Regions from separate parts of the Mus musculus genome. Here all the other regions are linked to region 5. The links are chromatin loops, found by intact Hi-C in ENCODE. Cell type or tissue: left cerebral cortex. All regions are shown on one strand.

Evidence for each region. A loop is a pair of places that touch in the nucleus more often than their neighbours do. Peaks named below come from ENCODE experiments on the same cell type or tissue, not always from the same donor. Only the 100,000 strongest peaks of a DNase experiment are listed, where the experiment ranks them.
Region 1: a loop joins it to region 5, with 2.5 times the contacts of the local background. A loop is called at or near these places in 12 of 42 quality-filtered maps.
Region 2: a loop joins it to region 5, with 4 times the contacts of the local background. A loop is called at or near these places in 5 of 42 quality-filtered maps.
Region 3: a loop joins it to region 5, with 2.2 times the contacts of the local background. A loop is called at or near these places in 7 of 42 quality-filtered maps.
Region 4: it touches region 5 in a loop (2.6-fold over the local background); 6 of 42 quality-filtered maps call a loop at or near these places.
Region 6: a loop joins it to region 5, with 3 times the contacts of the local background. A loop is called at or near these places in 13 of 42 quality-filtered maps.
Region 7: a loop joins it to region 5, with 10 times the contacts of the local background. A loop is called at or near these places in 25 of 42 quality-filtered maps.

Annotation. Positions count from the first base shown.
Region 1 is chr16:35,317,963-35,321,962 of GRCm38, forward strand. It overlaps Sec22a (SEC22 homolog A, vesicle trafficking protein), which reads right to left. Exons shown (of 7, transcript NM_133704.4): 6 at 842-907. Among named protein-coding and RNA genes, the nearest start is that of Sec22a, 44 kb to the right of the region's middle. In left cerebral cortex, a CTCF peak has its summit at 1,628; a DNase peak (open chromatin) is centred at 1,636.
Region 2 is chr16:35,468,402-35,472,401 of GRCm38, forward strand. The region is part of intron 1 of Pdia5 (protein disulfide isomerase associated 5); the gene reads right to left. Among named protein-coding and RNA genes, the nearest start is that of Pdia5, 20 kb to the right of the region's middle. In left cerebral cortex, no CTCF peak of the experiment used is centred here; a DNase peak (open chromatin) is centred at 1,887.
Region 3 is chr16:35,591,383-35,595,382 of GRCm38, forward strand. The region is part of intron 1 of Sema5b (sema domain, seven thrombospondin repeats (type 1 and type 1-like), transmembrane domain (TM) and short cytoplasmic domain, (semaphorin) 5B); the gene reads left to right. Among named protein-coding and RNA genes, the nearest start is that of Sema5b, 52 kb to the left of the region's middle. In left cerebral cortex, a CTCF peak has its summit at 2,281 (motif pointing right); DNase peaks (open chromatin) are centred at 631, 1,525 and 2,455.
Region 4 is chr16:35,602,295-35,606,294 of GRCm38, forward strand. All of the region lies in intron 1 of Sema5b (sema domain, seven thrombospondin repeats (type 1 and type 1-like), transmembrane domain (TM) and short cytoplasmic domain, (semaphorin) 5B), which reads left to right. Among named protein-coding and RNA genes, the nearest start is that of Sema5b, 63 kb to the left of the region's middle. In left cerebral cortex, no CTCF peak of the experiment used is centred here; DNase peaks (open chromatin) are centred at 446, 1,646 and 1,992; H3K4me3 peaks cover 345 bases.
Region 5 is chr16:35,538,321-35,542,320 of GRCm38, forward strand. Sema5b (sema domain, seven thrombospondin repeats (type 1 and type 1-like), transmembrane domain (TM) and short cytoplasmic domain, (semaphorin) 5B) reads left to right here and starts at 3,042. Exons shown (of 22, transcript NM_013661.2): 1 at 3,042-3,282. In left cerebral cortex, CTCF peaks have their summits at 2,071 (motif pointing right), 2,275 and 2,794; DNase peaks (open chromatin) are centred at 1,117, 2,111, 2,850, 3,021 and 2 more places; H3K4me3 peaks cover 2,305 bases.
Region 6 is chr16:35,815,956-35,819,955 of GRCm38, forward strand. Hspbap1 (Hspb associated protein 1) reads left to right here. Exons shown (of 8, transcript NM_175111.3): 5 at 1,197-1,368; 6 at 2,724-2,807. Among named protein-coding and RNA genes, the nearest start is that of Hspbap1, 48 kb to the left of the region's middle. In left cerebral cortex, a CTCF peak has its summit at 1,536 (motif pointing left); DNase peaks (open chromatin) are centred at 1,531 and 2,551.
Region 7 is chr16:35,626,591-35,630,590 of GRCm38, forward strand. It overlaps Sema5b (sema domain, seven thrombospondin repeats (type 1 and type 1-like), transmembrane domain (TM) and short cytoplasmic domain, (semaphorin) 5B), which reads left to right. Exons shown (of 22, transcript NM_013661.2): 3 at 1,420-1,519. Among named protein-coding and RNA genes, the nearest start is that of Sema5b, 87 kb to the left of the region's middle. In left cerebral cortex, a CTCF peak has its summit at 1,816 (motif pointing left); a DNase peak (open chromatin) is centred at 1,808.

The DNA of each region.
Region 1 (4,000 bases), 220 kb before region 5:
TGTAGAGCTCAAATACCTATCAAAGTATTTTCCCCCGGCGTCCTACTAAATTTTGGGTAGTCTTAGGTCCACACTGAGCTTTAAATAGTCCTACCTTTTCTTTCTTTTTCCCATAGACGCCAAAGGAACACGCCACTTATAAAGGTTGGGTCAGTGGACCCTGTTTGCTCCTTATGGTCTAACAAAGTTATTCCTGAGTATTCCTCACTGCCATGGCCATTCTTCCCATCTCTCCTGAGACTGATCTCCCTACTGGCCAGGCACAGAACCTGCCCCCACCCCCACCCCGAGTCGTCTACACATTCACTGGCCTTCCTTCTCAGTGGCAGTATTTCTTTCACGGCCTTGCTGCTATTGCCAAACTTCACGCTCCCTTTATTTTCCATCTGAATTGCTAGAATCATCTCCCAACTGGTTTCCTAACTGCCAGTCCTTCTGTTTACAATCCATCCTATTCGCCTCTACTGAAAAGTCATGCCTACTTAAAAATCCTAAAATATTACTTTGCTGTGTCACTCCTTATTAATGGCTTCCTCCAGAGCACAAATCCTCTCGTTCTCACTAGACAACTGAGAAGTAGCCTTTCTGCCGCAGGCACATGACGTGGCACCCCTGATAACCCACCACAGAGAAAGGGTTAGGACTAAGTCCACTGTGAACATCTGCCTACAACTCAAGATTGACGTGTAGGTTACAAAGATAACAGAAGACCAAATTATAGGAGAGGCAAATAACTCAGACACCATTTTTATGTATTTTAAACACACAGGCAATTATGAGACCCGACATCTGAAACAAATAGCAATGGGGAAGTGTTTGTTACAAATGGGAGGAAACCTACCTGGTAAAGGCAGGCTGCTGTCCCAAGGAAAAATGCAATAATGTAATTAAGATCCTCACCATCACTCTGTAAAAAACAAATCAAGATTACCTTTTGATTGGCAGTACTTACTTAAAAAAAAAAAGCCAAAAACAATCTACCAGGATAGGATATGTTTATGTTTATACACACTCAAACATTTTACAAAGTGGTGTATAAAAAATAGAAATATAGAACACATGGTAAGGCAGGGAGCGAGGAGTAACTGGAGATCTGATTCAGCAGCTAAAAGTACTGACTCCCTCTCCAGAGGACAGAGGTGCAATTCCTAGCACCCACATGGGGACTGACAATGTGTCCAGGTGCGAGGGATCCAGTGCTTCCTTCCTGACCTTCATGTTCTCCAGGCAGGCACACAAGTGGTACAGAGACATACATGCAGACAAAACACCCATGCATACAGATACATTTAAATTTAAAAGGCAGAGGAATGGGACATTGAAGAAAACTGCCTGCATTCTCTGTGTCTTAACTTCACCTATCAGCAGCCTGTCACCCCAGGGATGATGAGAAGCACCGAGGAAAAGCTAGCTTCCTCACAATACAGAAAACCTCTTCTTCCAGTAAAGCCACATGAAAATGCACTCCACCCTGGCAGTGAGCAAGCTCCCCCTGCTCGTGAGGCTCACCACTTAAATACAATCTGACAAGCTCTACTCCCCGGAAGCACATAAATGAATTGCCTAATAAAGTAACTTGGCATGATAAATAAAACTGTGGTGACTGAAAAGCTACTGTCCACTAGAGTGTGCTAAATCCCCAAAAGAAAGATCAGGCCTGGTTATAATGTCACTGAGCTAGAAAACAGTAAGGAAGAATAGCCAGAGCCTGTGAGAATAGAGAACCATACACTTGTCCTTTGTTCCTAGCAAGTACCGGCATTCAACTTCCTTCACTGTGTGGACGAACAGTACACAAAACCAAGGAAGGAGGAGTGTTTTTCTTCCATGCAGGGACATTACACTAGACCTCTTATTTTAGGAAAAATAATTTTCTTTTTCCTACAGGATCTCATGATGTAGCCCAGGCTGGCCTCAAATGCTCAATCCCCTTGCTCAGCTTCCTAAGTGCTGGCATTACAAGACTGTGCCACCAAATGTGCCTCTCTCTGCCCATGTGGGTGGAAGGATCGGTATACAATAGAAAGAAAAGCAAATTGCTTTAGTGCAGTTGATTGAGTACAGAACAGGCCACAAGGCAGAGTGGCTTATGCTAGTGAGATCTTGGAACAGAAACTATTAATCCCCCTAGGATGCTCAGGCCAGTTCTGCCCCAGAAGCAGGCAGTTCAACAGTTTCTACGTTTTTAATTCAAAGGCTTGAATTAAACTGCTTATTTTTTTAAGTCCTTTTTCCCAATTATAAAAGTTTATGTTCAAGCTAGTCAGTGGTGGCGCACGCCTTTAATCTCAGCACTTGGGAGACAGAGGCAGGCAGATCTCTGAGTTGAAGGCCAGCCTGGTCTACACAGTGAGTTCCAGGACAGCCAGCTCTATATAGAGAAAGCCTGTCTCAAAACACAAATACGCGTACACACACACACACACACACACACACACACACACACACACACACACACGCACGCACACTATACAAAGAAGTCCATGTTGTTCTTATATAAAGGAACAATGATTGTTAACCTTTCCGAGTGTTTCTGGCTTTTTCTCTCTACCTCTCCACTCTCCATCCCCAAAGAAATGAACCTATACTTTTGCATGCTGCTCTTTAGTATTTTGGTTGAGTCATAAACACTTTCTAACATGGTAAATACATCAACCACAGAATATGTGAAAGAATATATAGCCTTTCAACATATCACAGGACCTAATTACTGGTCCTATAATGTAACAGGTTTTTTTTTTTTTTTTCTGAGAGTACACTGCCATTTGAAATCTTTCTTAATTGATTTTACAATACCTCAAAGCATGTTTCCAGAGGCAGTCTGTGCTTAAATCTTTATTCACAAGCTGTATTTTTTATTTCTTAACTCATTTCTGCTTTGTAGTAAGTACTGCAAACAACTCTCGAGTCTGAGGACCCTAGGGCATTAGTGCTCTCTAGTCCTTGGGCATGTGGAGTCTAAGCCTCCATCCTGCACACTTCAATATGAGACCCACAGCATCCTATCTGCAACGAGCTAGTTACTGGCAAAGAGATCACAGGTCTCCTGACTTCCAGGGCAGCATTTCTGTTATTGTCACAGGATTCATTTTCTAATACTCCATATGAAAAGTAGCTCTGCTTTCGCCTTGATCTAATTATCATCATTTCAAAACTGATCGTTAGAAGAACCCCTGCACTATAAACAGTGTGATAAAAGCTTATACACTCCTGAGGTGTCAACTCACAACAACCTTATTAACATCTCTAAACTCAGAACAAAGCTAGGAAGCAAGTGCAAATAATCCAATTTACACATTACTCTGAACATGAAATCAGATTTACCAACTTAAAAATAAATATATATATAGAGAGATAGATATAGATATAGACAGACAGACAGACAGACAGACAGACAGACAGAAAGAAAGAAAGAAAGAAAGAAAGAAAGAAAGAGAGAAATACATACACACATACAACAAAGAAAAACTTTGGTGCCACATATTTTAATAAATTCTATCACTCTTAGTAACAGTTACTAATCTAGAATAAGCAAACTTATGCTGAGTCTTATTTTTTCATTTTCTTCACACTTTGTGTCTGCGTATGGTTGCACATATAAGCATGCACATACACATGTCACAGCAAACAGATGGAGGTCAGAGGAAAACTTGCAAGAGTCAGTTCTCTCCTTCCATCCTAGGGGTCCTGGAATCCAACTCAGCAATTAGACCTGTAGCAAGAGCCTTTACCAGCAGAGCCATTCCACCAGCACACTTATCTGGGATCTTTAACAACAATGGCAATACACAGGAATGCTGACTCCTGTAGGTCTGCAGAGTTAAACATGCCACAAACATAAAGTAACATACTAGAAGATAATAATTCTTATTATTCAGAGTATTTACAAATCAAGGTTATAAAACTATAAACTTTAAATTAGTACCTATCTACTATACTATTCACAATCAGGAAATATACAATATATCATCCACTAGATTAAAGTTATAATTTTCAATAA
Region 2 (4,000 bases), 70 kb before region 5:
ACCATCCGTCCTGCCATGAGGATAATGGATTAAACCCCTGAACAGTAAGCCAGCCCCAGTTAAACGCTTTATTCTGTCCTGTAGAAGAACTGTGGTAGTCATGGTGTCTCTTCTCAGCAACAGAACGCCAATGTGTTTGCAGCAGGCTACAAAGCAACCAGCTGCTACAAGGTCAGAGGTGATGGAGAAGAGACAGGCACAAAAGCAACTGGAGACCATGTACTGTCCTCTTCCACCGTGAGAGGAGTCTGAATTTCTTCCAGAACCATGCAAACAAGTAATCTAAATTTCTGATGTGCCCCACACCAGTCAAGCCATCTCCTCTTTGCCACCCAATGTCTTGACCTATGTCTATGCTTCACCTCTCAAAAGCTAAGGTGCTTGGCAACAGCACTGAACCTTTCAGAGGCCCAGTGACTCACTTGTGCCATGGGGATGGTGATAGCTCCCTGGGGACATTGCTAGGACACATGGGACAACTCCTTAAAGGTGCTTTACAAAAAGCCACAAAGCACTCTAAGAATATCGGATAACATAACATCCAATGTCCACCACCAGATCAATGGGGGAAGAGAGAGACAAGACCAGACTCTAACAAGCTTCAATAAAATCTGCCACTAGAATCAGAGTTCCTTCTCCCCAGGGGGAGTCAGCAGGCTCCTTCCCTTGCCAGCGCCGCTCACCATGCCTGAGGAGCCACCGCTTTGTGCAGACCATCTTCAAAGCTCAGGAGAACTTCCCTTCAGTGTTGACTACCACATGACATCCCACTGCTGCAAGCGGGCTTGTGAGCTGAACCATAAAAGGTCCATGGCTCAGTGCACACACACACACACACACACACACACACAGAGCAGTGACTGAGAAAACAACTGGACAATGTGGGAGAGAAACGTGGAGACTTGCTGATTTGCCTTCCTCCCTCAGACAATACCGTCAGGAAACATAACTGCCCTGGCTAGGGACCCCCTCCACATCAACCTCCCTGGGTCTGGCAGGCACCTGTCAGGCAGCAAAAGTGCTATGGCCTCACTGACACAGCACCAATAGTTGAAACCATAGAAATCCCCATCTCCCACCGACCCTGGCTTCCTTTATATAAATCCCAACAGTCCCTTAGGTCATCCAACAACCAAGGGCCACCTGAGATGAACCTGCCACCTTCCAGCCAGCCACTAAAGCTTCAGGCCCAGTGTTTACTGACACAGTAGAAAAGCTAAGCTTCTCTGAAAATACCCTCAGCAAATTGACTTTGCCTGAAATCCACCACACAAGGAGAAGCTAGGGCTGGCACTGGTCCTTCCTAACAGCAGGCTCGCATAGACATCTCTGTGAAGGGTCTGCAGCCTTACTGGGTCCTTATCCCTATTTAAGATTAAGAGCTCTGGAAGGGGTGGGGGAGACAAGATACCCTGAGTGTCCTCAGGAGTGATTAATAAACACAAGAAATCACACCGGGCCTACAGATGCCATCCCTCAGAGAACATGTCACCAAGTGAGCCCTTGGTGGCTCTAAGAGGTCCGGAAAGAAGCATGAAATCCAGGGAGACTGCAGCATAATAAGCATCGAGAATGGACACTGAGGAAGGCCGGGAGTTGGTCCTCTGACAGCCTAGAACTTGACAGTGGTCATCAGGGGAGTGGCAGGATGAACATCACACTCATCTTCCCAGAACTCCAGAATCGGTGGCAGGGATAGAGGGACCAGCCAGCTGACTGAGCACATAAGAGAAAAGGGTCCATCCAGCCATCTCCAATGACCATTCACAGGAAGTGAAGGCGGAAGGAAAGAAAGTCCAAAACAGCTCCAAAGATGGAACTGCAGCCAAACACGGGAGACGGACCAACGGCAGAGGCAGCTTTTTTCCTGGACTGAAGAAGATGGCAGTGGGCTAAGATTTCTGGGACCGTGGCCAACAGACATGTGAAAAAGCACCCATGAGCACCACACGTCCTCCAGGCTAGACGATAAGCCGTGAGGCAACTGGAGCCAGAGAGGGGACAAGGGAGAAGGGCCCAGCCCAGGAAAAAGGATGGTTTTAGGAACAGGAGTGAGACCTTACCCAGTGGTGAGACAGGAAGGCAGGGTGAGTAGAGTGGGGAAAGGTTGGAAAAGCCTGGTGGCTGCCACAGTCTATGGGAAAGCATGTTGGGGGAAAGGAAAGACTGGAAGCCAGGACACTGAGGCATTATAGCCAGTCCAAGAGCTGGGCAATAAAAGAAGCATCAAGAAGGTAGAGTTGGTTAGAGGGTCCCCACTGAGGAGAGCCTGCAGGTGCCTGTGGGCACATAAGACTCAGGGTCTGCCAGGAGGCCTAACAGAGAGAGGAAACCCAACCAGAATGGCCAGACCACAGGGAACACAGGGAGATGTGGCATAAGCTAAGACTTCTAAGAAAGGGCCCCAAGACCTCACTCGCCCTCACAAGCACCCACAGAGGCAGCCCGGAGGAAAGCCCTTCTCCTACCCCTTAAGGCCCCCTTTCCCCCAGCCACTGAACAGTCTATTTTCTCCTCTGCTTCCTCTGTTAACCCTTTCCAGCAAGGCTCCTTCCCTCCCTTGACACAAGCTACAGTGAGCCCGGATCACCTTGCCCAGAGACCAGCAGATGCCACTTCTCAAGTCACAACCCACAAGCCTGCCTGACAACGATATAGTTAGAGCCACAATAGCAGCGTTAATGGTGCCCAGATTATCGGCAAACCTGCTGTGCTCCAGGGAGGAAAAGGCGGTATTGGAGTGCTCCCAAAGCCAGCACCAGTCTAGTTCCTGGGCTTGGCAAGCCTTTGCACTGGCAGTCAAGAACTCAGGAGTGAGAGGGGAGGAAAGATGACCTTTGTTCACACCTCACTCTCCTCTGACCATCTGCATGTACTGCCGCTCAGCCCCTATTGCGCGGAGACCAGTAAAATACTTCCCTGGTTGAAACTGATGGAGAACAAAGGTCCCCTTTTCTCCTACAGAGGAGACCCTCCCCTCAACGCCGATTCTGCTGGTGGTACCATAAAAGATCACCCCACATCATCATCAGAGAACCACCCTGCCCCAATCACCAGTCCCCTTCCACCACCCCCTCTCCCCTTCAGTGAACGAAAGGCTTCCTTCAGGGTCCTGTGAAACCCTCATCCTAGCACAAATGGGTAAAGGGAAGGATGTCTCTGAATAGCTCGCCTATCTACATGGCTGCCTCTCTCCCACCACACAGTTCATCTGTTTCTGGGCCTCCCCTCCATCCTCAGCCCCATGGCATCTTTTAGACACCCTGAAAAGAGCAGCGACTCTGGGGTCAAACAAGACATGGCATGAATCCAGTTGCCATCATTTACAAGACCTCAGGCTTGTTACTAGACTGCTGAGTGCCATCTCTCAACCCAGAAGGGCAGAGGATAATATCCATGCTCACCTGGTGGCTTGGCTCATTATTAAATGAGGGAGGAGGAAGACATGAACCTAATGCAATACTTGGCAGACATAGCACATAACAAGTGCTAATTGCCTCTGAGTATGATTAGCGAGCAAGGACAACAACAACCGGGGACCTCCTCTTCCTCCCGGAGACCTCGCCTGCAATCAGGCAGAGCCACAGGTCCAGGCAGGAAGGCATGCACACGTACGCACATTCTGCACCAGAAAACCTGGCGTGTTTAGCCATCTGCATAGCGACCTGCTGTAGAGGTCACACAGCACATTTAGAACCCTGCCAGGTATCATGCGCGCGTGGTGACGAGATTACCGCGAGGGTAACCCAGCAGGTGGGTACTTGTGTCCTACAGAAGATGGAAGGGCACCAGAGGTTAGATGACCAAGGACATGTTGTAGCTACACAGTAGAGGCAGGGCTTCAAATTATCCATGACTCCACTCAAGGGCTTCTGGCCTAACTGGCCACAAAGAAAAGGAGCCACTTCCTAGCAACAGAAGTAATGGCCAAGAAGGAGGACTTTACACTATACCCTGCTTCACAAGTTCAAGGGTACAGACATTTGACATGCGGCAGTAA
Region 3 (4,000 bases), 53 kb after region 5:
GAAGAAGAAGAAGAAGAAGAAGAGGAGGAGGAGGAGGAGGAGGAGGAGGAGGAGGAGGAGGAGGAGGAATAGGAAGAAGAAGAAGAAGAAGAAGGAGGAGGAAGAGGAGGAGGAGGAGGAGGAGGAGGAGGAGGAGGAGGAAGAAGAAGAAGAAGAAGAAGAAGAAGAAGAAGAAGAAGAAGAAGAAGAAGAAGAAGAAGAAGAAGAACCACCTTATCTTTGAGATGGTTCAGGTGTGGTTTTAGTGGAGGTAGGGGGTAAAGAGAGGTCCCTAAAAGGCCACCCAGGGCCAGGCACTGACTTCTAGGTATGAGCCCGGCTCTGCAGCTGAGGGGCCTGTAATTGCTGTAACTGATGGATGGAGTGGGGAATGGAGACCCACGGGGTCGCTTCATCCTGCAGCAGCTGTCTGCCTTGCCAGCCTTGGCCTGCCTGGGTCTGGGTCCCCTCTTTCCATGCTCTCGCTCCTCCTGAAGCCTTTAATCCTGCCTGAGCCGCTCAGAGAGAGTGATTCTCTAAAGAGAGAATGACCGGCTGGTGGACAGGCCCGGGATCTGAGCCCACCCCATTCCCGGGTGACCAGGGCAGCCGAACAAACACAGTCTGGCCCCAGTCCCAAGAGACACCAGGCAAGGTGCCTGGAGGAAATGGGGCAGTGGAATACGAAGGAACTGAATGGTCTCCCCGCTTTCTTTCCATTCAGTGTGTGGTTTCCATGGGGCTCCAAGTGTGTTTATGGGCAGGAGACTTGGGGGTGGGGGCGGGGGTTCTGGGGATCTGGGTTGCAAGGAGACAAGAAAAGCAAGACTGGGGAGGGGAGGGAGAAGCCTGGAGCATTTGGGGAAAAAAAAAACAAATAAAAAGTTGGCTGTTGAATGGTTTTTGCTAACCATAGTCAATTCTTAATTACCCCCGTAATGGGAGGCAGCAGAGGCAAGGATGATTCAAAGCACCAAATAATCCCAAACCGTTTAAATGACATGATTTTTAAAAGAGAGGGAAGGAGGTTTTCCCTCCTAATGATGTCTGGCTCAGGCTCATGTTCAATGAGGGAAGTATTAACAGTGAGCTCCCCAGGGGCTGGGGCTTATTTAACATGTTTATAAATTATTTAGATTCACATTTCCTGGTTTTTGTGCCGGGAGGGAGGCTGTTAGAGACTGGGTACTCCCTGGAGGAAGTCCCTGAGAGGGAGCTAGGGGAGACACAGAGGTGTGAGACTAACCAAGTGCTGCCCTGGGGAGAGGCAGGAGGCCCCGACCTGCACCCCCAAACCTATGGCTAGAAGAAGCTGTGATCTCTGTTCTAAGGCATCTCATGGCTCCCAGCCTCTCCTGAACTAAGTGCACTCAAGTCCCCTGCCGGTAGGGTCCCTGCCTCCACACCTGTCACTCCAGCCTGCTCCTGATGTGACCTGCCACACAGAGGCTGAGACAGAGCCCAAAACCAGGCTGGTGGCTTGAGTTCCTCTGTCTGTTTATGTCACACTGGATCCTGGCAGCCACCCAAGCCTGCCTCCTGCCTGCTTCTGCAGTGTGACTTCTCCAGTGTCTCCTAGCTCTGGCCAGGATTCTGTGCTTTCCACTGGCTCCTCTCCTGGGAGCCTTCCCTGCTCACTGCACCCTGGCTGTGAGCCTCCCATGGCTTAGAACAAGCTCTGCTGTGTGATGCCTAAGTTTTTCCTGTCTCATTTTTGGTCCAGATGCTTCTAGAGCCCCCAGACACAGTCTGTCTGTGGAGTGTGCTGTCTAGGGGTTAACTGAGAAGGGGTTAACTTCCTCTGGAAAAGATATCTCAGCTTGGATCTGACACTCAGGGTCAGCTAGGGATGGGGCACAAACCTGTAATCCCAGCATAAGGGTTATGGATTCAAGGTCAGCCTGCCTTAAAGATACAATGATAATAATTGTGATAGCAATAATTTGGGGATAATAATGAGGGAAGACTGACTCATCATACAATGTGGGCAAATCATTTTAAAGATATTTATTTATTTGAAATTTTTATGAGTGTATATATATAATGAGCGTTTGCCACATGTGTGTGTAGTCACTCACAGAGGCCAGAGGAGGATGTTGGATCTCCTGGAACTGGAATTACAGGCAGTTGTGAGTATCTTCATGAGGGTGCTGGGAACTGAACTTGGGTCCACTAGTAGAGTGCTGTGTGCTCTTAACCACTGGGTCATATCTCCAGCTTCAATCTTATTTTTTTTTCATGTTTATAAATGCTTTGCCTGCATGTGTGTTATATGCACCATGTGCATGCAGTACCCACAGAGTCCAGAAGGGGGCCTAGGATTCCCTGAAACTGGAGTTACAGATGAACACAAGGTATCCCTATTATGGTGCTGGTACCCAAACCTGGGTTCTCTGCAAAAGCAGTAAGCGCCTTTAACTCTGAGCCATCTCCCCCAGCTCCAACGTGGGTTAATATTGAGGACATTACGATAAGTGAAATAGTCCAGTCACGAAAGGACACAAACTGCACGATTCCACTGGTATGCAGTACTCGGATGAGACACAATCAGAGACAGAAATAGAACGCTGCTTCTCGGCGCCGGCAGGAGTGGAGATTGGAGTTGCTGCTTAACGGGTATAGGGATGCAGCTAGAGAAGATGAAAGAGTCCAGAGATGGATGGGGATGGGAACCCAGCTTCGTGACTCTGCTTAATGTGAACTGGGCAGGTGAAGAGCAAAACTGGCCGGTTTTGTGTTCTGTATATTTTACCACACTAAAAACAATAACAGTAATTTGGGCCATTGCCCTGCTTCTGGGAAGGACACTGATGGCCTTGAAGCTATGCAGAGAAGGTGGACTGCATTTGCCTCTGCCTAGCACAGAGACCACACACTGAAGATCAGGGAAAGCATCCACTGGCCCTGAGGGACCACACCAGAGTAAGCATCCTTCAGCTTGAGATGGGCTTTGTGTCATGAGTCAAAAATTGGCTTAAGAAGGAAATGGTGTGGGACTTCTGGGGGGGTGACACAGTGGGTAGACATAAGGACCTGAGTTCAGATTCCCAGAACCCATATAAAGCTGGGTGTCCTGTAGGCATCTGTAATCCCTGGGTGAGATGGGAGGCAGAGGCCGGGGGATGAATCTCTACCCAGTCAGAGGCTCTCTAGCCTAGTATAGAGAGCAGTGAACAACAGAGAGATTTACTCCCAAATAAGGTAGGAGGCTAGGATCATCCCGAGGTTGTCCTCTGACCTCAACACTCACACATGATGTAAATGCAAAAGTAACAAGTTTAAAGTGGTAGGGTAGCCCTGGTCCCCATCAGAGACAGATCTGGAAACCAACCCGGCAGGCTCTATCTAGTAGGACTGCAGACACTGACCACCGAGCCCAGCATCCCTGAGCACCCATTATGGCCGCCATCCCCTAATACTTCTGCAGTATCCTGGACCTACTCCTATATATAGCTCACACCAGCTCCAAGTCAGTTAGCTACCTGCTGTGAGAATAGCATTTGCTTTCATTTGTGCTAACGCTGCCTTTTGCCTGCTTCTGGAACTGCCCTCTCCCTTCCCCCTTGCTCTGATTTGCAGGCACTTGGAGGCCAAAAGCCAGACCCTCAGCCACAGCTTCAGCGGCAGGATTCACAGTTGGGGCATCTCCCTCATATGTCCTTCCTGGATGGAATCAAGATCCTTACTCTTTCCCGAGAAAAACAATCATGTTAAGGAAGAGCAGACCATGCAGTCCAGAGAGAACCAGGTGTCATGTGCTTTCAGCATCCCAAGATCTGGCTGGTCAGTTTGGGGGACCAAGTGGAGTTTGGGGGATCTAGTGGGTGCAGCCAGGGCTTTCACAGGGACATTCTGGACCCCTACTCATGATTCTGTTCATTTTCCCCTAAATGTGTGACCTCACAAATGCAGGGTACTCTGATGCTGACACTGGTTTTGGGGGTGGGGAGGGGGTTTGTTTGTTTACCATCTCCAACAGCTGATGATGACATTTCGTGATTTGGAAGGTTTTGGTGTCACT
Region 4 (4,000 bases), 64 kb after region 5:
GAGGTCTTCATTCCGACTACATGGTGCTGTTGCAAAGAGAGGCCAGAGACACGGCTCAGTGGTAAAGAACACTCACTGCTCTTTCAGAGAGCCTAGTTCACTTCCCAGCACCCAGTTGGGCAGCTCACACCTGCCTGTAACTCCAGCTCCAGGGTATCTAACACCCCCATCCAGCCCCCAGGGGCATTTGCATATAGCTATGGGTGTGTATGCCATACATATACATAATTGGAAAAAAATTAAAATGCATGGAAAAGCACCATGGCTTATATCGTTCCCATTGGAGCACTGTCTTTTGATTAGTTTGGGGTGGCTGACCTCACGCTTCAGGGCTCCCCACTCACAGTCGTACTGTTCTTCCCACACCCCATCTTCCTTCCTGAAAGTCCTTGGATAGCTTCCTCTGTAGAGGCGCAGCACCGCCCACACAAGCAGCACGTGACACCTTCCCCAGTGGGCATTCAGAGTGAGAGACACGTTCATTCATTCAACAGACACAGGGCTGGGAATCCCAAGATGAATAAGACAGAAGTCTTGCCAGCAGACCTATTAATATCTTGGCTTCTCAGTCCATCCGTGATGGATTTGCTGAACGTTTCTGATCAGTTTCCTTGAACAGAATATCACCTGCCCATGCTCCTTCGCCGGGCCGACTGCTTTAGAGTGGGCATGTTTTTCTAGAGTCCCTTTGGCTGAGAGCAAAGATTCCTCGCTCTTTGTTCCCCTCCTTCTCGTATTCAACAGATATCTTTCAACGGCTATCTCAGGGCATGTGACACATCGTGTGCTCGGTTAGCAGCCATCCAGGCAGCCCCTCCCCACAGAGACCCCCACCAGACTGTTCTCTCTCCTGCTCTGGTGTGGGCCCTGGGACTCAGGGGTTGTGATCAGGCATAGGGTTTTGTGGGGCTAGGCTCCCTCAAGGCTAGGCAGCCTGTTTTCTGGGAATCATAGGCCAAAGGATAGCACCTAGGAACCACAGTTTGGCTGAGCCTTCTCTTTTGAAGGAGGCGAAGAACTCTCCCTTATTCCCTCCTGGCCATTTACCCTTCCTATGACAGTGGCCACTGATGAAAGTCCCCTAAATAGAAAGCCATTCTGCTCAGCGCCAGGGAGTGGGTGTTGCTTCTCTGTTGAATCTGATAGCCTAGAAAATCAAAGCCACTAGAGAGAGTTAATACTTACAGTGGTTCCAGTCTTAGCTCCACAACTGCTAAGTTCTTTGCTGTGCAACCTTGGTTGGACAGGTCATGAGTGTCTCTGGTCCTTGGATCCTCCATAGTTAAGTGTGGGCCAATGATGCCACCTTGGGACAGTGCTGTGCTAGTTAAATAAGATATGGTGATATTCCCTTATCCTAAAGCCAGCATGGCCCCAGCCCATCCTGACAAGCATCACTTGGGAGCTTATTAGGAATGTACAGTTTAGCTCCTATTCCAGACCGGCCCGGTGAGAAAATGGGGAAGGGACCCATGGATGCATCGGCAAGCACTCCTGTAGATTCCGATGTCCACAGCAGGCAGGAACCAGCAGGCTGGAGACTGCAGAGCAGTTGACAATGGGCCAAATCCTCCACAGATGTGTTTTGTTGGTTTCTGTCGTCAGCTGGAGCCGAGGAGCAGCTGTCCCAGGGGCTGCCGCGTCTCCTGAAGAAGCACACAGTTAACACCCTGTCCCTGCTCTGTGTCCCTCCAGCTGGCTTTGCTCACTGGTCCTCTTGTCATCTTAGGCATCTGCGTCAGCAGCCTGGGCTCCAGGTCAGAAACCCAAGGTGATCCAACCCCAGGCAAGGAACTGCTCTTGTCCAGACACAGATCCACGGGGAATAGGAACAGGGCAGGTAGCTTCCAATCCCGAAGGCGACAATCAGGTCCTGCAGTTTCCCTTCAGTATTTTGCTTGAAGTGTTGTGAAATCCCAGCCAATCACACACACCCACATTCAACTGTAAGTCCAAAAATACCCTCCGTAGCCAAACAGAGATGATTTTTTTACATTCCCGATACCTTGGATTATCCGCCTCGCTGATCTCGGTTGGCCACCCCCGCCGCTGGCACAACTAATGAGCAGTAACTTTCCCTGTGCTGGCAATGGTGGGGGAATGGAGGGGGCTGATGAGTGCAGAGCTCACAGTAGTGAGCTTCTCAACGGGGACTCTGAAGGACCTGGAGGCTGTGAAGACTGGGGGCCAGACAGGATGAGAGCTGACTGTGGTCTTGTTGAAGAAGCTAGAATAGGCTAACCTGACCAAAGGCCCTGCCAGCAGCAGGAGTTCTGACCAGGTGAAGAAAGTGGGTCCAGATACCAGCCAGATAGGACATGAGGCCAGGACTCTTGGACAGGAGGGATGGAGCTTAGCTGGACCCAGCCTGGGATCCCAGGGGAGGAATATGCCTGAGAAGCAGGTCTTCTCCATTCCCCTGGCTAGAAAGAGCCCTGGGCTTCCTTGCCTTCACTCCCGAAGGAAATCCTGCTGACATGGGAAGCAGCTTAGGTAAGAGCCTAGACCTGCAAGCCCAACAAACCCTTGCTTCCTCACTGCCTGTATGACCCCTGAGCCTCAGTTTCTTCAGCTTCCAAACCACACACACACACACACACACACACACACACACACACACACACACACACATGTCCAACAAATCCTTGCTTCCTCACTGCCTGTATGACCCCTGAGCCTCAGTTTCTTCAGCTTCCAAACCATACACACACACACACACACACACACACACACACACACACACACACACACACAAAACCAAATAACAACTAGCAACCAACCAAAAAAGAAAAAAAACAAAACAAAACACTTTTTTTTTTGAAACAGGGTTTCTCTGTGTAGCCCTGGCTGTCCTCACTCTGTAAACCAGACTATCCTCGAACTCAGGAGTCTACCTGCCTCTGCCTCCCAGTTGCTGGGATCAAAGGTGTTCACCACCACACCCAGCTAAAAAAAAATCCATTATATTGCCATATAAAGAGAATAAAAGGGAATCACTTAGTAAAACAGTTACCACACCATCTTCCACAGAACAAAGGATACAAAAAAAACAAGATGTAATTATAGTTACTGGGGAGTCCAAACTATGTTTTTGTCAGAAGTCCTAGTGTCTGGGATTTGACGAATCCAGGCTCACTGGTGAGGAAAAATGGAATTAAATATAAGCACTAATTAATGACCAGAAGGTCATGGGGTGATCAAAAGAGTGGTTGCCCTGGGAATCGGTAATCCCAGCTACTTGGTAGACTGAGAGGCAGGAGGGTTGCAATTTCAAGGTCAGGCTGTGTAACTTTTTGAGACCCTGTCATGAAATAGAAAGGAAAAAAACCCCAGAGTTTAGGGTGAGTCAGAGCAGTTACTTAGCATATGTAAGGCCCTAGGGCTGTCCCTAGTAAGAGAGAGAGAGAGAGAGAGAGAGAGAGAGAGAGAGAACAGGTTCCCTAGAAGACCCACTTAGACACACAGGGTCCTTCATAAATGCTGATTCCAGTAGCAGAGAAACATACAGGGCTACCCTGAGTGTGGTGGGCACCACACACCACCGCGGTCACCGAAGTGTGTCACCAGTGAAGAGATCCTTCCCTTCCTCAGTCCAGCTACCTTGGATAGAAGGAAGCGCTGTCTTGCTTGTCTTGAAGGAAGGACAGAATGACCTCAGACCGTGCCCACACAAGGCTTGTTACAGTAGGAAGAGCAGAACTGAGCAGAGGTCCTGCCCTTTTGGACTTGTCCAGCGGTGTCAGGGGTTGGGGCAGGCGTCATTACAACAGACAGCCTCTCTCCTTCCACTTTCAGAGGCACAGCAGTCAGGGCGGGACCTCTCATCACACCCCACAGCTGGGGATAGGACCACCATCCCTTTTCTGGCACAGGTTCATCATCCCCTGGGGCAACTAAATCTCTTTAAAAAAAAAAAAAACAAAAGCAAAGCAAAACAAAACAAACAAACAAACAAAAAAACAGGCCCTGGGAGAGATTAAAACATTCACGCCTTTCTGAC
Region 5 (4,000 bases):
CTTTTTTTGTTTTCAATTTTCTTTCTCCTATCAGTATACAACTGGCTGTTGTTTGCCTTTTGCTGTTAGACAAGATTTGTGCTTGTGCTGAGGCTAGGCACAGGCATTTGCACACACACACACACACACACACACACACACACACACACACACACACTGCCTCTCTTGGGAAAAGCTATACTATACCGGTTTTCAGAGGGAGTCACTCGGAAGGGAGAAAGGGAACAGCCTTGTCCTCTCAGCTTTGCCACCCTTGAACCTGAAAATGTATACTTCTTAATCTCTTGGAACCTCAGCTCTAGATAATTCGGGAATTTCTACATCAAGGGTGAATGCTAAGAACTCTGGTCACCCGCTACGTTCACTGCTCTTTGGCTTGTTTGTTTGCGATAATTTGGTATTAATTACTGTATTTACATTCAGCTTAATTAACAGTGTTCAGATAGGTGGAGGATGGCTCTTCCTAGGAGTAATTATTGCAGAGGTTATTGCAAAGGTCTAAGAAAGTGGCAGGAGCTGCTGCTGCTGCTGGAACCAGCGCTTCGGATTTTGTCCCAAGTACAATAATTCTAAGATTCTCTCCCGGCTAAGTTGGCCAAGCACCAGGGTATGCCTGGAGCAGGTGGTGAGCCAGGCTCAGGAAGAAACTGTCCCCTTTCTTAGTGTCCAGCCTCTGGAGCTCTCTGGTATTGAGAGTCCTTGAGTAATCACTGGTAATCAATACAACACAGTAGGATGCAATTAGGATTAATTAGCTCAGGGTTGCGAGCAGGCTTGCTCCTCAGCCTGTGTCTCTGAGTGTCTCCTTCTTGGCTCCTCCTAAAGATGATGATCACCTTTTCTGTTTCCCCCAGACAAGGGTGTCGCCTTTTCTCTTCCTGCGCCAACCTCCCTCCCCGGCTCATTCATAAGGAGAGGGGAAGCCAGGAAGGGGTGTGGGAAAGGCGGTGGGAAGACGGTGTGAAGGACGGAGGCTTTCCAAGAGACAGTGGTGGCCCGCAGAATCATCCAGAAGGCATTTGCCTATTTTCCCAGCCAGCCAAACAGCCTCCCCTCACTTCGTGCAGCTTATGGAACATTATGGTTTTGGTTTAATCAAACGGTGCTTCTAGGGCTTGGAGAGATGGCTCAGCAGTTCTCTTGCTGTTCTTGCAGAGGACCTCAGTATGATTCCCGGCATCCACACCAGGGGACTCACAACTGCAGATCCAGGGGATCCAATGTCTTCTTCTTGTCTCCACGGGCACCAGAACACACATGGCATACACTCACACAGACACACAAGCCAACATATAGAATGAAAAGAAATCTTTAAAAAAGATGTTTTATATTCCACATCTTTGTATCTTTGCCATGGTAAAAACAATCCTCTAGGGATTGGGAGTGTGGGGGAGGGTTGGGCCAGTGTGTATAGCATGGAAGAGGTCCAGAGATTCTAGAAACTGGCTTCTACTCTCCAGATCTCTTGGTCTGTGTAGCGCATACTGCTTCTTCAGAGCTGACCCCCGGCTTAGATGTGTCTGTGCTCAGACGACGCTTTCTCCCCATCCCCATCTTTGCATCTCTCTTTGGGTCCAGAATAGGTTTTATCTTTGTGAGTTCTTCTTTATGCAGCACATTACGAGCTTCAGCATTTTTCTGTTGCCCTAGAAAGACTATCTCTCTGAGGTCTGGTACTGTTTCCCTTTTCACAGCACCTCATAAAGGGCTTCCTTAGAGCACACCCTTTCTGTTCCACTACCCTGGAGGTACTGGAGGGAAGCATCCCGGGATTCCTACTGCCTGCATCCTGGGACTCCTACCGCCTCCATCACTATCTCCATCCTTCTGCATTTTTCCGAGGTTTCATTTTGTAACACGAAGTGCTTCACCTGGAATCGGTTCTAATTCTCCAAAGCATTCCAGAGAGACTCTTAGCGTTTTTATTCCCCTAAAGCATTATTTGGCGGTTTTCTCTGGTTTTCTCTTAGAAGCACACTTCTCTTGTTTTGATTGTTCAGGTCCTTTGTCTTTCCCACTTTTTCACTTCCTTAGCTCACCTTATTTTATAATTAAAGTACCTCTTCTGTTCAGCAGAGGGCTCCCTTTCCATCCGTGCTTGTAGCCCTAGCATCTAGGATTTGAAGCTTGCGCTCCTCGACTTTCTCTGTCGACACTAGATCACTTAACTTGGAAACAATCCCACCTAGCTTGGTGTGGCTGCGCTAAGGGTCCCTCTGCTGCGGACATTACTCCGTTCCTCTAGGATTGAACATTCTTTGGATACCCTCCCAGTGTTCCTGAAGCCATTTCACTCCCTGGATCCCCTGCTGGTTCTTCATACGAGGTTCGGTAGGGTGCACATCACTAACGTCAATTTACAGCCGAGGAAACTGAGACTTAGAGAGATTCACCCAAGATCTTGTAGCTTGTGAGGTTAACTAGCAACCGGTCAGCTCTGGCTTTTCGGTCCAGCCCAGCAGCTTAGCATCTCGCTGTTGCTGGAGTTGATTACAATCTCCCGGGTTTAGTACGCGGTCCTTTTCTCATTCATATTTCAAATCCACAGGCAGAAAAATGTTTCTACACAGCTAAAGGGGCTGGGGTATTGGGGACCCCAGGGTGTGTGTTGGGGGGAGAGCTTTCTCAGGCTCCAAGTTGGGGTCGGTTTGAGATGGGGATGGCAGAGAACGGTAAGGTAAAACCTAGCAAAAGATGGCAAAGGCTAGAGACCTAGGACAGAGGCAGCTTCTGTCCACCCATCCCCATAGCTCGCAAGCTAGGGGCCGGAGTTCTGCTAGGGGGCGAAATCGGGATGCAGGGCGCCCCCTCGCGCTCTCCCGCTCTCCTCCGGGCTGGCGGGTGAAGCGCCAGCAGTCGCAGGTCCTCTCCATCCCCCTCCTCCTTTTCTCCCCCGCTCCCCTCCTTCTCTCCTCTGGCTTCCAACTCCTCCCCCACGCCTCCCCCCCACCCCACCGCCTGCTCCCTCACTCTCCTCCTCCCGGCTCGCTCCGGCGCGCGGGGTCTGGAGCTAGTTGGAGCGCGGGGGTTGGTGCTGGAGCCCAGCTCCGCCGAGCCCCGCCGGTCGGCCGCGCATCCAGCGGCTGTTGGAGCAGCCGGAGCGCAGCCGGGCCCGACAGGAGTCGGAGACTGCGGCGGAGCGCTGAACCCGTAGTCCGGAGCCTTGCTGTTCGGCCGCCCCATTCCCAGACCGGCCACCAGCCCTCGGGTTCGTCGCTGTGGTCCGCACCGCCCTGAGCCCAGGGCCGCGGGGAGCCCGGCACCTGCGCGTGCTGCCGGGAGGTGAGTCCGGGAGCTTCCGGAGCTTTTTCCCTCGCCAGCTGGGGCTGTGAGTTGCAAACTTCAGCAACTAGGATAGGTAGAGGGGTGGGAGTCCGGGGGCGCTGGTAAGTTGGAGGCACGTTGGGGAGGCTTCAGGGGGCTGGAGCGCGGGTCCCGGGGCTGTCTGGGGCTACCTCGGCTGGGGCGCCACCGGAGCTGCTGCGTTCCTGACACCCGCTCGCTCTGGCTTCTGGCTCCACTGGGCTGCGATCAGCGCGTCTAGGCTGCAGCCGCGGCGGAGACCCAGATCGCGGGCCTGGAGTAGGGGGACTGACCAGGGAAAGGCTGGGGGAGCGAGGGGGCAAAGGAACGGAGACTGGGCCGAGACAGAGGTTCAGCAGAGGGCGGGCGGGGAAACCTGGCAGAGGAAGAGTGCGGGCGGCGAGGCGCGTGGGAACGCGTGGCCGGCCCAGAGTGTGAAATCTCCCGCGCAGGGACGTCCCCCATGCCGCCGCCACCAACCCGGCCCTCGCCTGATTCTTCCTAGACCCCTCCACCCCCTAGGCTACTCCAGCCTTAACTGGGCCCTTCGGAGCCCACAGTGTCCTCTAAGGCCCTGGATGGAGCAGCCCGGGGCCCCTTGCTCCTGCCTCAGCCAGTGAAGCGGGTGCGGCGGCGGGAACCTGGGACTAAAGGGGCGATTTCCTGATTTATTTTTCTCATGGTAATTTGTCTTTGT
Region 6 (4,000 bases), 280 kb after region 5:
GCTTGTCCTCAAATCTGGGGCTTCGTTCTTTTCCTCTGGTCCCATCAGCTGTCCTCACTCTCCTCCCTGTTTGCCTCAGCACTCGTCCTTCCAGTACTGTAAAATATAGAACTTTACAGTTTTGTGAAATAAGACTTATTGCCCCCATTCCTAAATAAAGGAAAGAACAGTTTTCTCCTTTTAAAAGATCCTCCGTTATATTATCCTTAGGTTATGTAGCATTAGTTATTTGTTTCTCATCTTTAATAGATCAATTCAACATGTCTAACTTCCAGACAGGGAGCAGTCTAGACGCCGTTTGCTGTGGAGAGCTGAGGGGGGCTTGTTCAGGATAGAATTAGAGCACAGCCCTGCTGAGGCGCTGGCTCAGTGGTAAGATGACTGCGGCACGAACATGATGACTTACGGTCAGTGCGCAGCAACATGTGGAAAAGGCAGGCGTAGTGCCCTTCTGTAACTCAGGGACAGAGGACAGAGGAGACATGAGGGTCCCAGGAGCTCATCCTGACAGTCTATCCAGTCAGAGCACTATGTTCAGAGAGAGATCTTGTCTCAAAAAGTAAGGTGACTCACCATTGTGGTGAGGGGCCACTAATCTCAGCACTTGGAGGTAGAGGCGGGAGGAACTTTATGAGTTTGAGGCCAGTCTGGTCTCCATAGCAAGTTCCAGGACAGCCAATAAAGTTATATAATCAGACCATGTCTCCAAACCCCAGGGGGAAAAGAGGAATTAAGACAGTGAATGATGAGAAAGACAGACGTGGCAGCGGCGGCCTCTCGCCTCAACACGTGCACATGCATCTGCATGATGTGTAGAAACACACATTACAGACACACCACACACATACGTACATACAAGATGAAATAGGATAAAGAGTATTCCGGTTAGCTTCAGGGTCAGTGATAAGCAAGCTTTGCTGTAAGGTCCAAAAACAAACACCTTACTAATGAGATCCTATCCCAGCCAGGAGCGGGGCTGCCTCAGGAGAGCGTGAGACACCCACCAGTAGACCTACCTTCCATCAGACAACTGCAGGGGGTCAGCTTTGAGAGAGAGGCTGCGCTCCTGTATGGAGTCAATTTAAATTAGTAAAACCGAGCCTTCAGCTGCTACCTTCTTACATGTTTATCTCAAGTTGAGAGCTAACTTGTATCTTGCTTTGTTTGTTTGTTTGTTTTGTTTTGTTTTTCATTAGGAAAAGATGGCATCTCTTTCCTCCTGAAGATACGCCTTTCCTTTATCCAACCAGAATTCCTTACGAAGAGTCTAGTGTGTTCAGTAAAATCAATGTTGTCAACCCTGATTTGAAGTGTTTCCCCCAGTTCCAGAAAGCTCGAAGACATATGGTCACGTTGAGCCCAGGACAGGTAATGGGGCTTTAAACAGGGAGGAACTGTCAGTGGGCACCACAGCCCGGTTGGTGCCTGGGCTTCCCTTGTACAGATGGCAGGAGCGGCTCCCAAGGCCCTGCTACTGGAGGACTTCTCCATCTGCTGGCCTGAGAGATGGAGAAAGGGAGCGCAGCTCCTCCTGCTGGTCACGGGAGGGAATGGCTGCCGAGGAAATTCAGAGCAGGTGGAGCCATTGTTACTACTCGGGTTAAGAGACATGTCAGGGCGTGGGTACTAGAACATATTCACAGTTAACACCTGTTCCACCAGACGGATGCACACAGGCTGCATTGCATCCTGTGCTCAGAAGCATGTGCACTGAGGGTGATTTTCAGCAAGAATGACTGACATCTGAGTCCCTTCTAAAGAGACTGTGTTCTGCATATCCACCCCGTGGAGAGATTTTCTGTTACAACACTGGGGCTTGCTGTATCAGTTTCTTGGCATTTGAAAAGTTTGTATTCCCTCCATCAGCTTTATCCTGTCTGCCCTTCCTTGCCCCCTCCTTGCTGGCTCTCATCCTGTTCTCTCCACACACGTACACAGATCCACCGGGCCACATTGCATCAATCTTCTACCAGGCACTTCCCTTCATGCATGCCTCTTCCTCCAGCCCCTAACAGCTACTACCTTACTCTGTATCACTGTAGATTTTCCTGTTCTGGGCATTACATGTACTGCAGCCAAACAGTGTGGAGCTTTTTGTGTCTGACTTGTGATGCAGAACATGTTTTCAAGGCTGGACAGTTCTTGATTATGTAGGTGTACCATAATGATCTACTCCTGAGCTGATTTCGAGAGCCGTTAGGAATGTGTGTTGCTGCTGTGTGCACTTGCTATAAGGTTCTCGTGTGTTTAGGAGTAGCATGGGTGGTTCAGAGAGTGTGGTTGGTCTTCTGTGAGATCACTATATTGTTCTCCACAGTGGCTATTTTCCATTCCTACCTACAGTGCCTGAGGCTCTGACTGCTCTAGTCTTTCCCTGCACCCTGTCCTTTATCGGGGAGGTTTTCCAGTAAATAAGGGGAAGTGGCTGCATGCTTCCTTCCATCAGAACGAGCACAGCTACTGTTCGATGGAAAGAAGAATTTCAAAGCTTTTACTAAAAGTTAGATGTGAGCAGACGTCACCCGGTTAAGAGGAGTGAAAAGCTGTAAGCTCGTGACCACAGCAGCTGGGGGCGGAGAGAAGCTTGGGGGGGGGGGGTGTTCTTCTTCCCTCCTTCCCTCTGTTCCCTTGGCTTTATCCCTGGCTCTCTTTCCCCTTAGCAGTCTCAGCTAGAAAGAGAAATGTCCGGTTCTTGTGGTAACTATCTTTTCTTTGGTTTGCAGGTTCTGTTTGTTCCCAGACACTGGTGGCATTACGTGGAGTCTCTTGATCCTGTCACCGTCAGTATAAACTCCTGGATTGAGCTGGTACTTTTGTTGTTGTTGTTGCTGTTGTTGTTGTTGCTGTTGTTGTCTTCGTCCTTTAAAGAACGCATGCCTAAGATAAGCAAAGCCTGTCTAGACCATTGGCTCACCAGATCTCTGTGACACTGGTTCACACACAGCATGAGTTTGTTCTGTGAGTCTGTCCTCTCTGGATAAACATGCAGGTTAGAGATGTGCCATCCTCTTGTTCTGCTTGCCGTGGTTGGGTTGGGTTGTGTTGGAGATGGGGTGTCTCTACTTAGGGTCTCAGGCACTTGGTCCTCCTCCCTTGGCTTCCTATGGCACATGTACTCCTGTGCCCAGTCACTCCTCGAAAGGACACAGAGTGGCCCTGACATTGATGTCTTCCTCGAGTGGTGTCAGGAGCATTGTGTTAGGCCTAGCAGGATCTGCCATCTATAAGCATCTATATTGCTGGTTCTGTCGCACACTATCCCAGATAAAAATATCTGTTCCTTGGTTCAGGATCCTTATTTCTAATCTTGACCTATGCATTGTCTCAAAGTGCAGACAGTCAGCACTATATTTTTATCATTCATTTCTACCAGGACCCTTTTCCCAGTAACACCTTCATCCTGGCTCCCTGAGCTATTTGACAATACAGTAGCTGTCGGGCTCGACCTGTCTCTCTAACCCGGAGTCTCAGTTTTGTGTGCACTGTCTTTAACCAGAGCTTCTGATTGAACCTGTTCCTCCTTAGGGCTCTGCTTGCCTCTCTGCCCTCCGCAGTCCACAGCCTGACAAGTCTGTGCTGTCCGTGGCAGTGGCACCCTCCCCTGGGTTGAGGTGTTTCCCTTGGTTATGTGAAGGGCTTTGGAGTATGTGGGTCCTGAGAATTACTGAAACAGGAAGCTGTACTTACAGGCTTAGGGAAGAGGGGACACCAAGCCTTTGGGGCTCAGTGGGGAGCCTGCTGGGAGACCAGCAGCCTCACAGTTAGCAAGTCTGCTTGAAGCTGCAGCTGGAGCAAACGTGCAATGGAGTCCTCTGCAAAACTCACACCTGCCGTGCCCTCTCCAGCAGATGGTTCACTCCAGGAGAGCTCAGTTTGTAAGTTCACTTGCAAAACAGTGATTGTAACTGGATCCAGCTCAGGGACATGGTTGTGAAGCTTAAATTAGACAACGAGTAAAGGCATCCAACATAACCTGTACACATAAACACACACACACACA
Region 7 (4,000 bases), 88 kb after region 5:
AGTCACCATAAAAGGCTTTGGCTTTGACTAGAAAATGCTTTCTCAAAGATAGGGGTAGACACAGACCACCCGACCTCTGCCCCGCCCCTCCCCTCCCCACTCCCACCGCCCCATGGAATCTTATTAGAAAGCCTGATCATCCTCCTAGGAGAGGAGTTGAGGCTGTCATTCACATATTCAAACACGGCTATACAGGTGGGGCCTGGGGATTCAGGCAGCAAGGTCTTACCTAGACCCAGCGCAAACCACCAGGCTGAACACGCACCATAGTGGAATAATGATGTCAGGTCGTAGAAGCCTGTAGGGTCTCTTTAACCCTGCTGGGTGGTATCAGGGAAATCTTGGAAGAGGTAGTGGTGGGGGTAAATCTCAGGGTACAAAGATTTGTGGGCCTTATGGAATGGATTGGGGAAGTGTCTTAGTCAGGGTTTTATTGCTGTGAATAGATACCATGACCAAGGCAAGTCTTGTAAAGGATAACATTTAATTGGGGCTGGCTTACAGGGTCAGTGGTTCAGTCCATTATCATCAAGGCAGGAGCATGGCAGCATCCAGGAAAGCAAGGTACAGGAGCTGAGAGTTTTACATCTTCATCTGAAGGCTGCTAGCAGAATACTGACTTTCAGGCAGCTAGAATGAGGGTATTAAAGCCCACACCCACAGTGACACACCTACTCCAACCAGGCCACCCCTACCCCAACCCATCTAATAGTGGAACTCCCAGGGCTGAGTATATGTAAACCATCACAAGAAGTGTGAAACATTTTAGATAAGTATGCCTGAGGTGATGAGTTTGAACAAATTTCAACTCCTCATTAAATGAATAAATAATGAATGCCAGGTGATTAGCTGGAGAGGCCAGTGGGACCAGAACCTAAAGGTCACAGGATTGAGGTTTGTTGGAGGTTGCTGGGAAGGGATCTAAACCTGAGACTGGAGTAGCTACACATGAGTTCCAGAACTATCACTCCTGTTGCCTTGTGGGAAGTAAACCCACAGCTATAGGAGACAGGCTAGTTAGCATGGGAGGCTGTCAGCTCAAGTCTAGGCAAAAAAGGACAATGGCTTAGGTCGGGGTGAGGTCTGGGGAGAAAGCAGCTAGTGGAGCCTGGGGGGAGAACAAATGGATGCGCACTGAGGTGGCTGCTTAGCGTCTCTGTAGGAATCCAGGGTAATCATAAGTTTTCCTTTGCTCGGGACAGAGTCCTCTCCCAGAGGCAGAAATACAATACTCTAATCCCTGAGGTCAGAAGGCTGGCTGCTCACAGAGGTGGGCAGGTGAAACCCAGGTCTCCTGGGGCCTTCAGCTCCATGTTCCACCTCAGCTGGGTGATCTTCTCTGGTGTGATACGCTGAAGCTGGAAGCATGGTGGGTCCAACGCCAACAGTAACAGAAGTGTCTCTCTCTGTCTCCACCAGATCTGAAGCCGTGGGTCTTTAACTTCACCTACCCTGGAGTCCGGGATTTCTCCCAGCTTGCTCTTGATCCCTCGAGGAATCAGCTCATCGTGGGAGCCAGGTAATGGGGTAACATGGGAGGAGAGTATGGGGGCACTTGGAGAGGGGCAGAAGGGAAACTGTTGGGATGAGTATCCACACTGATCTCGAGTCCCCGTCCTCCATACCAGGCCCTGTCTGTACTGACTGTCCACCAAGTAGGGAACTTGTGGGATTGATTCCCAGACCACACAATCTCAGCTAGATTCATTCATCAAATATTGTTAGGGGATTAAGAGCAAAGACACCTGCTTCTATCTTCTGCCCTCTAGGCCCTGATGCCAGGACCGGCCCAGTTAGAGGTACCCAGGCGCCCCCTGCTGGCAAGCTGCCTGCCTGCACCAAGGGTGCTGCCCGCTGCCCTAGGCCATATGTTTCCTTTACAAAGAGCCTCTTTTTCTATAGTCTGCCCACCTTTGTCCCCACTGTCCAGACCAGGACTCAAATGCTAAACCTTTCTGGGGAGGCCTCGTCTTTCAGGCATAACTATCATGAATCATTCATTGCCAGCTTTGGAAGCAAGGAGCTGAGATGAGGTAGGGGGTACCTGGGTCAGCGTCCCCCACAGCTTCTGGGAACTTGCTGAAACATGATACTTGAGCCTCTTGGGTAAGAAACTCTAAGAATAGGCCTCACCTTGCTTCAACAAGGCCTCCCGTGACTGGTGCGCAAGCTTGAAAACAGTCAGACCCAACACACACAGCAAGACTATGCAAGCTTGGGACTAGAACTTGGGCCTCCTGACCCCAGCGGTCTGTGTTAGGGCACTGAACACATGAGGATCTGGATCGGCTTGTGTAGCTGGGAAGGACACTTTCAGGTGACACTGTGTAGCTGGCCATCCCTGCCCTTTGGCTCTCCCCCTTTTGTTTGCTGTATGAGAAGGAGGTGAGACACCCACAAAGCTCTGGTCTGCAGGCAGCTGAGCTGGATCAACTTGGAGTCTCAGTTTTCTCTTCTATGGCCAGGGATGCTAGGATGGGATGCTAGGGCAGAAAGCATTTAAAACCATTCTGAATGAAGTAAACATTTTATAGCAGCAGCGTTGCATGTGACTAGCCGGTTACAAGAGTATTCAGTGAGAGCAAAGGCCACACCCTCACAAGCCGCTGTCTCTAGGTGCTCCTGGTGTTCTCTGAGAGGCAATCTGCACACACTCAGGCAGCCCCGACTGTGGGCTTTCTTCCTCAGGAAAGCGAACACTTGTTTTGCTTTGTATTTTGAGAAGGTTCCTCACTCACGCACAGCTGAGAGAATACAGGGAGATCTCACGTCCCCTTCTCCCAGGTCCTGCCGGTGGCAAGCTATAGTGCAGCAGTGTAATCTGGTAACTGCTACTCATGCCATCCTTTCTCCCGGCTAAGGCTTTACCAGCTGAGTAGACTGACTCACATCTGTAATCTTAGCATTAGGGAGGCTAAGGCAGAAGGATCGCCTTAAGTTCAGGACAAGCCTGGGCTACATAATGAGGCCTTGTCTCCAAAACAAGTGAAAAAGCAAAGCAAGCAAATAGGGCTAGTGAGATGGCTCAGAGAGTAAAGGAGCTTGCTGCCAAACCTGACTGACTGGGTTCAATCCCCAGGAGCTACATGCTTGCCAGGGTATTCACGTGTTCACATATACATACATACGTACATACATACATACATACATTCATACATTCATACATACATACATACATACATACATACCCATTCTCTCTCTCTCTCTCTCTCTCTCACACACACACACACACACACACACAAAGTTAAAAGGTAGTAAGTACTGCCGGGCGTGGTGGCACGCCTTTAATCCCAGCACTCGGGAGGCAGAGGCAGGTGGATTTCTGAGTTCAAGGCCAGCCTGGTCTACAGAGTGAGTTCCAGGACAGCCAGGGCTATACAGAGAAACCCTGTCTCAAAAAACCAAAAAAAAAAAAAAAAAAAAAAAAAAGGTAGTAAGTACTAAAAACAAGCAAACCCAGAAACATACATACATACATACATACATACATACATACACACATACCTTTTATGCCTAGAGAGTGGTGTCCCAAGACTGTGCTCTGAAATGTGACAAGAAAACATGACTGCCACATGCATTATTTTATGTGGCATCTGTGTAATAAGTTACATCACACAACAGATAATTCAGTATATGTAGCAAGCCATGCATGCAGAAAATGGTCCAGGACTCATTGTCAGCCCTGGAGGGAGGCTCGGATCACTCCCATACTGTACGTAGGTGGAGAAGCAGCGGCAGAGAGGTTGTCACCTGCCTGTGTCACACTGCCTCACCAGATCCACTTGGGGTCTCCATACAAACCTGCTTCCATAACTGTCTTCTTTATGCAGCTTCTCGTGGATCTTTGAGCCTAGCTCTGCCCTCACACGGAGAAGAAAGCATTCTCTCCTGGATTGCTCCCTTCGGCTCCTGGAGCCTGTGTCCTGAATCCTGGACCTTTTCTGACAGCCCACCCTTGGTTTTTGTCCTAGCGCTTTTCTTTCTCCTCTGTCTGGATTTC